Regions from separate parts of the Homo sapiens genome. Here region 2 is linked to region 1. A link is an interaction called in ENCODE POLR2A ChIA-PET data of the cell type or tissue named here. Cell type or tissue: OCI-LY7. All regions are shown on one strand. Each heading gives the region's core, and the rest is flanking DNA. Links, peaks and the distances in the headings are about the cores only.

Evidence for each region. ChIA-PET counts read pairs that join two places held together with the same protein. Peaks named below come from ENCODE experiments on the same cell type or tissue, not always from the same donor. Only the 100,000 strongest peaks of a DNase experiment are listed, where the experiment ranks them.
Region 2: POLR2A ChIA-PET joins it to region 1 with 6 read pairs; 1 of 35 experiments calls an interaction of 5 or more read pairs at or near these places.

The regions. Positions count from the first base shown.
Region 1 is chr19:6,518,158-6,525,309 of GRCh38, reverse strand. No RefSeq gene overlaps it. Among named protein-coding and RNA genes, the nearest start is that of TNFSF9, 9.3 kb to the left of the region's middle. RefSeq lists enhancers at 2,970-3,219, 7,067-7,152. In OCI-LY7, for the core only: no CTCF peak of the experiment used is centred there; DNase peaks (open chromatin) are centred at 1,921, 2,839, 3,199 and 4,789; H3K4me3 peaks cover 1,200 bases; H3K27ac peaks cover 4,000 bases.
Region 2 is chr19:5,286,185-5,291,870 of GRCh38, reverse strand. It overlaps PTPRS (protein tyrosine phosphatase receptor type S), which reads left to right. Exons shown (of 38, transcript NM_002850.4): 2 at 5,637-5,686. Among named protein-coding and RNA genes, the nearest start is that of PTPRS, 52 kb to the left of the region's middle. In OCI-LY7, for the core only: CTCF peaks have their summits at 1,891 and 2,095; DNase peaks (open chromatin) are centred at 2,080 and 3,640; H3K4me3 peaks cover 1,720 bases; H3K27ac peaks cover 2,793 bases.

The DNA.
Region 1 (7,152 bases), core at 1,644-5,643:
GGTGCCTCATGCCTGTATTCCCAGCTACTCAAGAAGCTGAGGTGGGAGGACTGCTTGAGCCCAGGAGGTCAAGGCTGCAGTGAGGTATGATTGTACCACTGCACTCCAGCCTGGGCAACAGAGCGAGATCCTATCTTTAAAAAATAAATAAAATAAATAAAAAAAGGAAAAGAGAAAGAAATATAGCATAAAGGTTAAGAGCACTCTAGGCCGGGCGTGATGGCTCACGCGTGTAATCCCTACACATTGGGAGGCCGAGGCAGGAGGATCACTTAAGGCCAGGAGTTCGAGAGCAGCCTGGCCAACATGGTGAAACCCCGTCTCTACTAAAAATACAAAAATTAGATGGGTGTGGTGGTGCATGCCTGTAATCCCAGCTACTCGGGAGGCTGAGGCAGGAGAATCGCTTGAACCTGGGAGGCGGAGGTTGCAGTGAGCCGAGATCACACCACTGCTCGCCAGCCTGGGCAACAGAGCAAGGCTCTGTCTCAAAAAAAAAAAAAACTTAATTAATTTTAAAAAGATTTAAAGATCCTGATGCCACTGGGCATGGTGGCTCATGCCTGTAGTCCCAGCTACTTAGGAGGCTGAGTTGGAAGATCACTTGAAACCAGAAGGTTGCGGCTGCAGTGAGCTAGGATCGCACCACTGCACTCCAGGCTGGGTGACAGAGTGAGACCCTATCTCAAAAAAAAAAAAAAAAAAAATGAAAAGAGAAATAATTATAGCATAAAGGTTAAGAACACTCTAGAGCCAGGATCAGCAAACTCCAGCCAAAAGCTAAATATGGCCCACTGCCAGTTTTTGTACAGCCTTGTAGATGAAGATCCTTTCACTTAATTGTTTTTGTTTTTGAATGTCTGGAAAAATGTCAAAAGAAAAATAACATTTCCTGACATGTGCAAATGATATGACTTTCCCATTTACTGTCCATAAATAAAGTGTGCCTGGCACACAGCCACACTCATTCATTCCATATTGTCTTTTCTGGTTTTGTTTTTGTTTTTGTTTTTGTTTTGAGATGGAGTCTCGCCCTGTCGCCCAGGCTGGAGTGCCATGGCATGATCTCGGCTCACTGAAAACTCTGCCTCCCAGGTTCAAGCAATTCTCTGCCTTAGCCTCCTGAGTAGCTGGCATTACAGGCACCCGCATCCATGCCTAATTTTTATGTTTTTAGTAGAGACAGGGTTTACACCGTCTTGGCCAGGCCGGTTTTGATCTCCTGACCTCCTGATCCACCTCTTTGGCCTCCCAAAGTGCTGGGATTACAGGCCTGAGCCACCGCACCTGGCCTTCATTCATTCGAACTCCCAGGCTCAAGTGATCCTCCCTTCATTCCGTATTGTCTATGGTGGCTTTCCTGACACTATGGTGGAGTTGAAGAGTTGTGAAAAGGGACTGACTAGCTCACAAAGCCCAAAATATTTACTGTCTGGTCCTTTTCAGAAAAATGTTTGCTGCCTGTGGAGTCTTCAATTCCAGCTCTTCAGAGTTCTGGCTGTGTGGGATGGGCACAGTGGCTCATGCCTGTAATCCGAACACTTTGGGAATCCAAGGTAGGAGGATCGCTTGAACCCAGGAGTTCAAGACCAGCCTGGGCAGTATAGCAAGATCCCATCTCTACAAGAAAAAAAAAACAAGGCCGGGCCAACATACTGAAACCCCATCTCTACTAAAAACACAAAAATCAGCCAGGCATGGTGGCACACACCTGTAGTCCCAGCTACTTGGCGGACTAAGGCAGGAGAATCTCCTGAACCCGGGAGGCAGAGGTTGTGGTGAGCCAAGATCACGCCACTGCACTCCAGCCTGGGCAACAGAGCAAGACTCCATCTCAAAAAAAAAAAAAGAAAAGTAATTAGCCAGGTGTCATGGCACACACCTGTGGTCCCAGCTACTCAGAGAGGCTGAGGTGGGAGGATCGCTTGACCTGGGGAGGCAGAGGTTCCAGTGAGCTGTGGTCATACCACTGCACTCCAGCCTGGGCAAAAAAGAGCAAGACCTTGTCTTTAAAATAAAAACAAAAATAAAAAAAGAAAGACAGGCTGGGCATGGTGGCTCATGCCTGTAATCCCAGCACTTTGGGAGGCTGAGGCAGGTGGATCACCTGAGATCGGGAGTTCGAGACCAGCCTGATTAACATGGTGAAATCCCGTCTCTACTAAAAATACAAAAAATTAGTTGGGCATGGTGGCACATGCCTGTAATCCCAGTTACTTGGGGGGCTGAGGCAGGAGAATCGCTTGAATGCGGGAGGCAGAGGTTGCAGTGAGTGGGGATTGTGCCACTGCACTCCAGCCTGGACAACAGAGCAAGACTCTGTCTCAAAAAAAAAAAAGAAAAAAAAAAGAGAGAGAAAGAGTGGGAGTTTTTGCTGTGTGATCTTGGGCAAGCTGCTTCACTTCTCTGATTCAGCTCATTGTTCAGATGTGTTAAATGGGAATCATAGTGGATCTCAAAGAATAGTGGAAAGCTTGCTCTGAGCACCGTGCCGAGCACATAGTAAATGTTCAATAAAGGCAACCTGTCATTGTGATGGTCACTGACGTTTCTCTACAGCTCTGTGGTACAACATCATCCCTAAAACGTGGGCACAGAAATTAAAACTCCAGAAAGTGAGGTCTCTTGGCCAAGGTCTCACTGTGACTGGTCTGAACTCCTATCTGTGCTGGGGGGCTTGGCGGAGCTCTGAACATGCCCCCCAGGGAAGGGAAACAAGACCTCAACGCCTGGGGAAGACTCAGGCCGCAGTCAGGGAGCGCCGTGACGCACTGTGGTCGGGACATCTGAGCCAGGCGGCCCCGCCCACCGTGGAGCACTCAACGTCACCCTCTTAGCACCTCACGTTTGCTGGAGTCACACCTCTGTGCTCAGCTGTCTCCTCGAAGTAAGCGTGGGCCCTGGTTTTCCTCACCCACTGGGGAAGGGCCTCACTCTCCACCCTCACCATCACAGGCCTTGAGGGAGGGATTGCACAGGAAGTAGTTGGAAGGGACAGCACCCCAGGCTGTGCCAGGGGGGCCCTCCTTCTTCTGCCTCTGAGGTTGAGTGAACAGACTCCTCCCCCAGGAAGTCCACCTTGATTGTTTCCCAGCAACAATCTTCTCCTCTCAGGGTCCTTGTAGTGTGTCTCCCATCATGTAGCCAGTGACCTCTTCGAGGGTTAACTTTTACCTGGCCTGGGTCCTCTATCTACCCCAGGGCAGAGTGAAGCCTAACAGAGCATTAGTGGTGTGAGCGGAGCAATTTGCATGAGTCAGACAGCTACGGAGTGAGCTAGGGGCCAGATGGAACTGAAGAAAAGAGGAAAGGAAAGTGTGGAGTGAAGTGCATCTTATTGTTTTTTGAGACACGGTCTCGCTCTATTGGCCAGGCTGGAGTACAGTGGCATAATCATGACTCACTGCAGCCTTGAACTCCCAGGCTCAAGTGATCCTCCCACCTCAGTCTCCTGAGTAGCTGGGACTACAGGCACGTGCCACCACACTCAGCTATTTTATTATTCTTATTATTATTTCTTGTAGAGATGGGGTCTCACTATGTTGCCCAGGCTGGTCTGGAACTCCTGGGCTCAACCAATCCTCCTGCCCCAGCCTCCCATGTATTAATAGCTGGGACTACAGGTGCACACTACCATACCCTGCTATTTTTTTTTTTTTTTTTTTTTTTTTGAGATGGAGTCTCGCACTGTCGCCCGGGCTGGAGTGCAGTGGCGTGATCTCAACTCGCTGCAACCTCCGCCTCCCAGCTTCAAACGATTCTCCTGCCTCAGCCTCCCAAGCAGCTGGGATTACAGGCACCCACCACCACGCCCAGCTAATTTTTTGTATTTTTAGTAGAGACAGGGATCCACTATGTTAGCCAGGCTGGTCTCCTGACCTCGTGATCTTCCCGCCTCGGCCTCCCAAAGTGCTGGGATTACAGGCATGAGCCACAGCACCAGGCCTTTTTTTTTTTTTTTTTTTTTTTTTTTTTAAAGACGGGGTCTCGCTATATTCCCCAGGCTGGTCTCCAACTCCTGAACTCAAGTGATCCTCCTGCCTTGGCCTCCCAAAAATGCTGGGATTACAGGCATGAACACCCAGCCTGAGATTGATCTAGAGCCATAAAGGAGTGTTTACACATGTTGAGGAGAAAAGAGACACAGAGAGGGGAATTACATCATCCAAATGAGTCGAGTAGCTGGAAAAGCTACATCCAGGTCTCTGGAAAACACAGACTGGCACCCGAGTGTGTGCACCTGGGGTTTTGTGTAAGAGTTGCAAGGTACAGGCCAGGCATGGTGGCTCACGCCTGTAATCCCAGCACTTTGGGAGGCCTAGGCAGGCAGATCACCTGAGGTCAGGAGTTCGAGACTGGCCTGGCCAACATGGTGAAACCCCCGTCTCTACTAAAAATACAAAAAAATTAGCTGGGCGCAGTGGCGGGCGCCTGTCATCCCAGCTACTTGGGAGGCTGAGGCAGGTGAATCACTTGAACCCACGAGGCAGAGGTTGCAGTGAGCCGAGATTGTGCCACTGCACTCCAGCCTGGGCATCAGAGCAAAACTCCGTCTCAAAAAAAAAAAAAAAAAAAAAAGAGTTGCAAGGTACATTCTCGCTTAGACTGGTCTGGAACTCCTGAAGTTGAGGAAACGACCACAGCATTTCCTCAAGAGATCCTCCCGTCTCAGCCTCCCAGGGTGCTGGGATTAGAGGCAGGAACCACCACTCCCAGCTTGCAAGGTATGATTGTGCACAGCAAGTGAGCTTTGTGAAGTTGAGGCACACATCCTGCTACTCTGGGACTGAGTGTCTCTGATGTGATACTGTGTACTCAGGAGGATGCATGCGGGCATCGATGTGTTTCCAGTTGAGCAGCACCAGAGCATAGGATTTGACTCACTTGGCTTCAAATCCCAGCTCTGCCTCTGCTGGCTACATGACCTTGAAATCTCTCCATCTCTCTGTGCCTCAGTTTCCCCGTATATGAAATGAGACTAACACCAGTGACCACCTTGTGGGACTGTTGTCCAGAATCAGGGAGCCAGAATAGTGCCTGGCATACAGCAGGTGCTCAATAGGACCAGCCATCATTGCTGCCAGTGGGCTGAGAGTGTGGTGCCTCCACGTGACTGTGTACATGGGTTGATCTTGTTTGGGCAAAAAGGAAGGCATGGCCGGGGGCTCACACCTGTAATCCCAGCACTTTGGGAGGCTGAGGGGGGCGAATCACTTGAGCTCAGGAGTTCAAAACTAGCCTGGGCAATATAGTGAGACCCCGTCTCTACTAAAAATACAAAAATTAGCCAGGCGTGGTGGTCCACACCTGTAATGCCAGTTACTCGGGAGTCTGAGGCAGGAGAATCCCTTAAACCCGGAAGGTGGAAGTTGCAGTGAGCTGAGGTCACGCCATTGCACTCCAGCCTGGGTGACAGGGCAAGACTTGTCTAAAAAAAAAAAAGGCCAGGTGCAGTGGGTCATGCCAGCCTGGCTAACATGGTGAAACCTTGTCTCTACTAAAAATACAACAAAAATTAGCTGGGCATGGTGGTGGGCGCCTGTAATCCCAGCTACACGGAAGGCTGAGGCACGAGAATCGCTTGAACCCGGGAGGCAGAGGTTGCAGTGAGCTGAGATCATGCCACTGCACTCCAGCCTGGGTGACAGAGAGAGACTCAGTCTCAAAACAAAACAAAATAAACAAAAAAACAAAAATAAATAAATAAAAACAAGGGGCAGGCAGGAATATGTGGTGCAAAATTGTTGAAGATGAAAATAACTGCATTGGTCATCAGAAGGAAAACTGCCAGGTTATTACTCACAGAATCGGTTTAAAAATTAAAAACATGTCTGAGTCATCTCTTGACAGAGATCTCCAAGGGCTAAGAGAACAAGGCACTCAGACTTTGCCTCCTCTACTCTTTCAAAGATTAAGGTTTTTAGTGTGAAATGGGCCTTACCCATCAGGTTGAGTCTCTGTCCTGTTTGAACTTTAGGTTGAAAATTTGGCGTGATTATTCTATGTAATTGCTTTTTTGGGCAGATGGTTTACAAAACCTTTAAAGGGGGCTAGGCGGCCGGGTGCGGTGCTTCACACCTGTAATCCCAGCACTTTGGGAGGCGGGGGCGGGCAGATACGAAGTCAAGAGATCGAGACCATCCTGGCCAACATAATGAAACCCCGTCTCCACTAAAAATACAAAAATTAGCTGGGCGTGGTGTCGGGCCCCTGTAGTCCCAGCTACTCGGGAGGCTGCGGCAGGAGAATCGCTTAAACCGGGGAGGTGGAGGTTGCAGTGAGCCGAGATCACACCACTGCCCTCCAGCCTGACAACAGAGTGAGACTCCATCTCAAAAAAAAAAAAAAAAAAAAAGAGGCTGGGCATGGTGGCTCACGCCTGTAATCCCTGCACTTTGGGAGGTCCAGGCAGGTGGATCACGAGGTCAGGAGTTCGAAACCAGCCTGGCCAACATGGGGAAACCCCATCTCGACTAAAAATACAAAAATTAGTCAGGTGTGGTGGCGCATGCCTGTAATCCCAGCTACTCAGGAGGCTGAGGCAGGAGAATCACTTGAACCCAGGAGGCAGAGGCTGCAGTGAGCCGAGATCATCATGCCACTGCACTCCAGCCTAGGCAACAGAGTGAGATTCTGTCTCGGGGGAACAAAAAAAAACCTTTAAAAGAATAACCAAGTGAGGAAAAAAAGAAACGAAAGCAAGGTGCAGGCTGCTATGTGCAGAATGCACGCTTTGGGTTTCAGAGCAGAAATAGGTTTGTATAAAACATTTCAGAAAGATGTGCAAAAATTGAGGGTATTGGGGTGAGAAGATGTGGATGTTTCATGGTGTATGATTTTGCATGCTTGCATTTTCCATGGGTTCGTTTTGTTTGCTTTGTTTTATTCTTTTTGTTTTAACATTAAGCACAGAATCGTGGCCAGCTTTCACACACGCAGAAAGAAACCAGTGGCCAGAGCCACTTGGAGGAAGGAAACTTTTTGTACCTAGTGACATCAAAGGCAGGAAATGGTGTTTCCCTGTTGAGGGCAGTGGAAGGAGGAGTCAGGGTTGGGGAAGACCCAGGCAGACTTGGGGCAGACCCAGCGACCCCTTCCAAGAGCATGAAGAGGCAGCTCACGGTGCTGGGAAGTCAACCCGCTTTGGAAAGG
Region 2 (5,686 bases), core at 1,687-5,686, 1.2 Mb after region 1:
CGTGATGAGGTCAGCAGAGGCCGGGCTGGCAGCTCTGGAGGCTGAGGTAGCAGTCTGAGTTTTAATACGTGTTGATGGGAGCCATGGAGGGTTTTAGAGCAGAGGAGGAACGGGGCTCAGCTTGGAGTGGAGGCATCTCGTGGCTGCAGCTTACAGGATGAACTGACCATGGGCCAGCTGGGGAAGGGTGTGCCAGGTGGGGGACCTGCATGCGAAGAGGCTCAGAGACCTGAGGCAGTGTATTCTGAGAACTGCAGGACCTTTCGGGAAGAGGGGGTAGGGAAGACGATGGATGCAGTCACATCAAGAAGGGCCCAGAGCAGCGAGCACAGGAGCTGGGAGCCCCCGTGGGTGTGTGAGCAGAAGCAGGGGTACCCCCAGATCTTGGCGTCTCAAGTTGTTCCATGAAGCCAGCATGGGGGACACACTGACGGGCAATTTTGGCAGCCTGGGCGCCCAGAGGATGTGGACTCTGGGCTCGACTGAGAGCCGGGCTCTGGCCTCAAATCCTAACCCAGCCCAGCCCCCTCCTCCATGCAGGACCCTTGGTGAGCCTCGGTTTCCTAATCCGTTAAACAGCAGAAAACACAGAGAACATTTAATGGGGCTCAGCACCCCAGAGGCACCCAGTGGACTTTAATGATTTCCCTCTCCAGGGCTGGGCCTGGTTCCCTGTCTGCCCCACCCATCCACTCCTGGCCACCAGGACCCCTGGGGACAGTGCCCTGAGCCTTCACGTCGTCCCAATACAAATCAATAGTCAATTAAAGCCAGGTCCCCGGACTTCAGTTCCGGGAAGGGCCAGCCCCACCCAGCCCCTCCCTGAGCCCATTTCCTGATAGGGAGATAATGGCGCCCTGGGAGGGACAGTGGCTTGGCCAGAGCTGACTTGAGCCCACCAGTGGCCACAGAGCCTGTGCTTGCTGCCCAGGGGGGCCCTCGCTGCCTGTCCCTGCTTGAGTGGATGTGGGAGTGACCCAGGTGTCCAGGGAGGCTGGAGGCCAGGGTCCAGTCCTGGAAATGACGTTCCAGGCGGTGGCACGGGAGAGCTGTGGGTGGGGGGTGGATGTGAAGGTGGAGAGATTGTGCAGGGTCAGGGGTCTTTCCCCTGAGTCCCACTGCTGGCATAATCAGCCTCAGCTTCTCCTGCCCTGGGGCCATGGGATGGCCCCTGAGGGTTAGGACTAGGCCCCCAGACTCCCGCCCCAGGACAGGGCAGCATGGACTCTACAGCTGGAGCCTGGGCTGGGAGAGGCACCGGGAGCCTCCTCTGGCCCGAGGAGCCCCCGCCTCGTGCGGGTGACACAGCCTGTTTGCTGCCCGGCCTGGGTCATAATCACCCCTTTATGCTTCCTGGACCGCGTGGGCACACAAAGCCGGCTCCCAGATCGCGTGACCCATGCCCCGGCGCCTGGTTGGAATGAGTGCCCACTCGCCCCCCATTAGCACCGCGGGGGAGCCCCCAGAGGCGGCCAGCGGGCTCTACCAGTCCCAGAGAGAGTTGTCCAGAGATCTCGCAGTGGCCAGAGAAAGACACAGTCACAAGATTAAACGTGGGCTCTAGACCCAAGTCCCACCCCAGCTGGGGGCCTTGGCTGAGTCCCTGTTTTTCTGTGAGCCTCAGTTTCCTCATCTGTAAAAGTCAAGCGCCTGCCTCTGACCAGCTGCCGTGAGCTAGTGGTGGGCAGTGCAGCCCCTGAGAGCCAGGTGGGGCGGGCAGAGACCCTCCCTGAGCCCCACATGGGTTCAGCGTCCAGCGGTCACTCCCTCTCCTTCTCCCTAGCCCTGGCTCAGCCTCGCTGGCCACCATGGGCTGCCATGCTTTTCCTAACAGCCGTGTCATTTACTGGGAGCTTGCAGATTACTGCACCTGACTTAATTTCCCTTTCTTGGCAGTGGCAAGGCTGGTGGCCCAGGCTGCCTTTTGCAAGAGGACATGGTGGAGGGTTGGCCTGGCACCAACCTGGCCATTTCCCTCCCTGCCCAGGGCCACGTAGGGCTCCTGGCTGCTCTGTGGGTCTAGTCTATGTGCACCTCTCTGTCCTCATCTCTCCCCCTCTCCCTCCTAGGACCTCTCAGTGCTGCCCCCTTGCTCTTCCTCATGCTGTTTGTAGTGCAGAGACACCCTTGCCCCCAATTCCCATTCACCTTTTGGTCCTCAGCCAATATTAAATCCAGGAATGGCCCACGCAAAGGCCCGGGGGCAGGACTGGACTGCACTTGGGGTGTTGGAGAAATAGCAAGGAGGCCCATGCGGCTGGAGCAGAGGGAGGAGGGGGAGAAAGGGAGGAGGGGAGGGCACGGAGGGGACAGGGCAGGTCGTGCAGGACCTGGTGGGCCTCAGGAAGGACTTGGGCTTTGACCCCGAGGCAGGTGGGAGCCATGGAGGGCTGTGGGCAGAGGAAGGACGAGCCCTGACTCGGGTGCTTGCAGATGCTTTCTGGTTTCTGTGAGTGGAACAGATCAAGGGACAAGGGCGGGAGCTGGGAGACCACGATGGAGGTGACGACATCTGTCCAGGTCGGTGACAATGGGGCTGGAAGAAGTGGAGGCAGAAGAATGAGTAAGAAGTGGGCAGGTTGGGGACAGATTCTGAAGGCAGAGCTGATGGGACCTAGGGATCTTCTCTCCCAAATCCTCGCAGAGGACCTCACGCCTGGGGTTTTCGTGGAAGCAGGAGTCGGTGGGAGGATTGTGGGTGTGCAGGGTCCTATCCCCATCATGGGAGGTTCTCCTAGGGAGGATTGGCACCTAAGGGACCCCGGGATGTTTTGTCTTTGGTAGTGTCTGAACCCCACTCCCTGGGCCCCTCCCACCACCCTATTCCTGATACATCATCCAATGCCCCAAATGCTCCTGTTACTGTAGCCCCTCGTCCCTGCCCCTGACAGGCTGGAGTGGCGGATCTGGGGGGAGTCCATGGCCAGGCCCTGCCTGTCTGTGCCTGACTCAGCCCCATCCTGCGCAGACATCAGGGAGGTGTGGGCCCAACATGGCTTCTGCCGTGGGAGCCAGGGTGTAATTAGGGCTGCCTGGTTTAGAAGGTGGCTGATGCTGCCCTGAGGTCCTCGTGGGATGTGGGAGAGCCAGCTGTGGCTGGGGCCCTCCATATATGTGCCCCACCTGGGCTCTCTGTGCAAGTGACTCCTACCCATGCCCTCTGAGCTTCAGGTTTGCTATGCTGCCTCAGTTTCCCCAGAGGCTCTCTGCAGGCCTGCCCAGCTGCTCAAAGTGGTCTGGGACTGACCTCGCCCCCTCAGTGTGGCCAAGCAGATGTGCATTTCTGGGCAGGGCCAGCCGCTGTGGTCACCCTAGCCCCAGCTGGCCACAGGCTGTTTTCTCCATCTGGGGCCACCGCCTTCCTCGTTGGCAACTTTTGCTCTTAAAGGGCTAGGGCAGGGACTCAGAGTAAGGGACTGTGCTCTAGGCTTTATTTCCTTCATCTTCCCAGTCCCCAACTGGTTGTGTGCAAGGTGTACCTAGAGTCTGACTGTGTGTGTGCATGTCTGTGTAGCCTGCCTGTGTGCACATATGTGTGTAGGAAGGGAATCTGACTTTGCATATCTCTATTTGGCTGGCTGGCACATGCACCTGTGGTCTGCTGACTGACTGGCCTATCTATAGTCTGACAGTGTGCCGGCACCTGTGTCTGCGTGTGACTTTGACCGGCTTGTGCACCTGTAGGTATCTCTGATCTAATTGCATGTTTGCAGTTCCCTGTAACCCAACTGTGTATGTGTACTGCCTGCCCCACCATGACCCCTTATGTGTATCTTTTCTGGCTTGGTGTATGTCTGTGGTCTGATTTTGGGCCTGTCTGTGTTTGTGGTCTGACTATGTGCAAGTTTTATTTGCCTGATTGTGTGTGTGTGTGTGTGTGTGTGTGTGTGTGTGTGTGTGTGTGTGCCCGTCTCTGCTGCCTGACTGTGTGAATGCATTTGTTTCTGTGTCTCTTGCAGATATGCAACCGCTTGCAGTCTGACTGTGTGTCGGTGTGTATCGGTGGTTTGACTGTGTGCATCTGTGTATGTCTGTGGCGTGATTTAGCAGGCATCGTTCTCTGTGGCTGGTCTGACTGTATGCCTGTGGCCTAACTATGTACACTGAGGCCCCCCGAATCCCGTTCGTCACCCTAGGCTGTGACCCGGCCACTACCCGCCCATCCTTCCCCTGGGACCGCCCCAGGGCTGGGCGAGGTGACCGCAGCTGGGTATTTTGGGAGTCAGAATCACAGGGGCTGCCCCGTTATTATGCGCCACCAGTTCCTGTGGTCACGGCCTGGACCCGCCCAGGGCATGGGCTGGCATGGGTGCCAGCCTGACTAGGCAACAAAGATCTTATCCTTGGGCCTCTCCCTTCCCCTCCCTGGCCCTCTGACCTGGCTCTGGACAGAGTGGAGATTGGGGAGATGGGGAGGGGGCCATTCCAGGGTTCAAGGTATGTGACGAGGGACCCTTCTGCCCTGGAGGAGTTGAGGTTCTTGTGGGAGAAACGTGCTGAATGATTAACATCTTTTCATTTAGTTTGGGAACCAGGGTGAATACCACGGAGGATAACCTTAGTCATATCTGATGCTCCGGGATGTAGAATGTAGGGGGAATTGACCTTTGAGGGGCAGAGAAGGGTTTCCTGAGGAAGTGACAGCTAAGCTGAGACCTGTCATGTGGTGGGGACAGCATTCCAGGCAGAGGGCACAGCAGAAGCAAAGGCTTGGAGGTGGGACTGAGCTTGGCTGGCCTGGCTGTACCTCCAAGCGAGAGGAAACAGTGAAGTCAGCAAGAGTGGCTTCCCCTGGGGGCTCTGGGAGCCATGGGAGGTCTTAGAGCAGGGCAGGGACAGGCAGGTGTGTGGAAGAGATTTGTCTTATAACCTGGGGGATCAGGTTTTAGAGCCAGACAGCAGCATAGTCTGGAGTCCCCTCCTTCCTGAGAAGCAGCCTGTGAGTTGGAGAAAACTGGGGCTCAGCACCCCTCAGTCCTGGTGTGGGGCTTGGTCTGAGTCAGGGGCTCAGGTCCTCAGTCCTGGTGTGGGGCTTGGTCTGAGTCAGGGGCCCAGCCTGGGTTGGGGACTCATGCTGGGGTTGGGGTTTAGCTGGTGGTTGGAGGCTGTCTTAGTCCATTTGGGCTGCTGTAGCCAAATACCACAGACCAAGTGGCTTATAAATGACAGAAATTGGTACCTCACAGTTCTAGAGGCTGGGAAGTCCAAGATCAAGGCAACACAGATTTGGTGTCTGGTGAGGGCTATCTTCTGGTTCGTGGAAGGCATCTTCTCCCTGTGTCCTCACGTGGCAGAAAGGGCAAGGGAGCTTTCTGGGAGATCCTTTATGACACTAATCCCGTTCATGAGGTCTCTGCTCTCATGACCTAGTCACTTCCCAAACACTCCATCTCCTGTTACCATCATAGTGGGGACTAGGTTTCAACATATGATTTTTTGTGGGGGAGACACCTTAATTCTATAGCAAGGGCCCAGCACTTTCATTCCATCCCATCACCCCATGATCCTTCCCCATTGTCCCATGACCAGCCCCCGCAGGACCCTCCCCTGCTCCATGTGACCCTCCCTCTGCCTCCTCCATGAAGGTCTCCTGGATTTCCCCACTCGCCTCTCACAGCCCTCCATTGTCTCTGCAGACGTTGCCCCATCTGACGCTCGGCTCGAGGCCTCTCTGTGAGGGACCGGG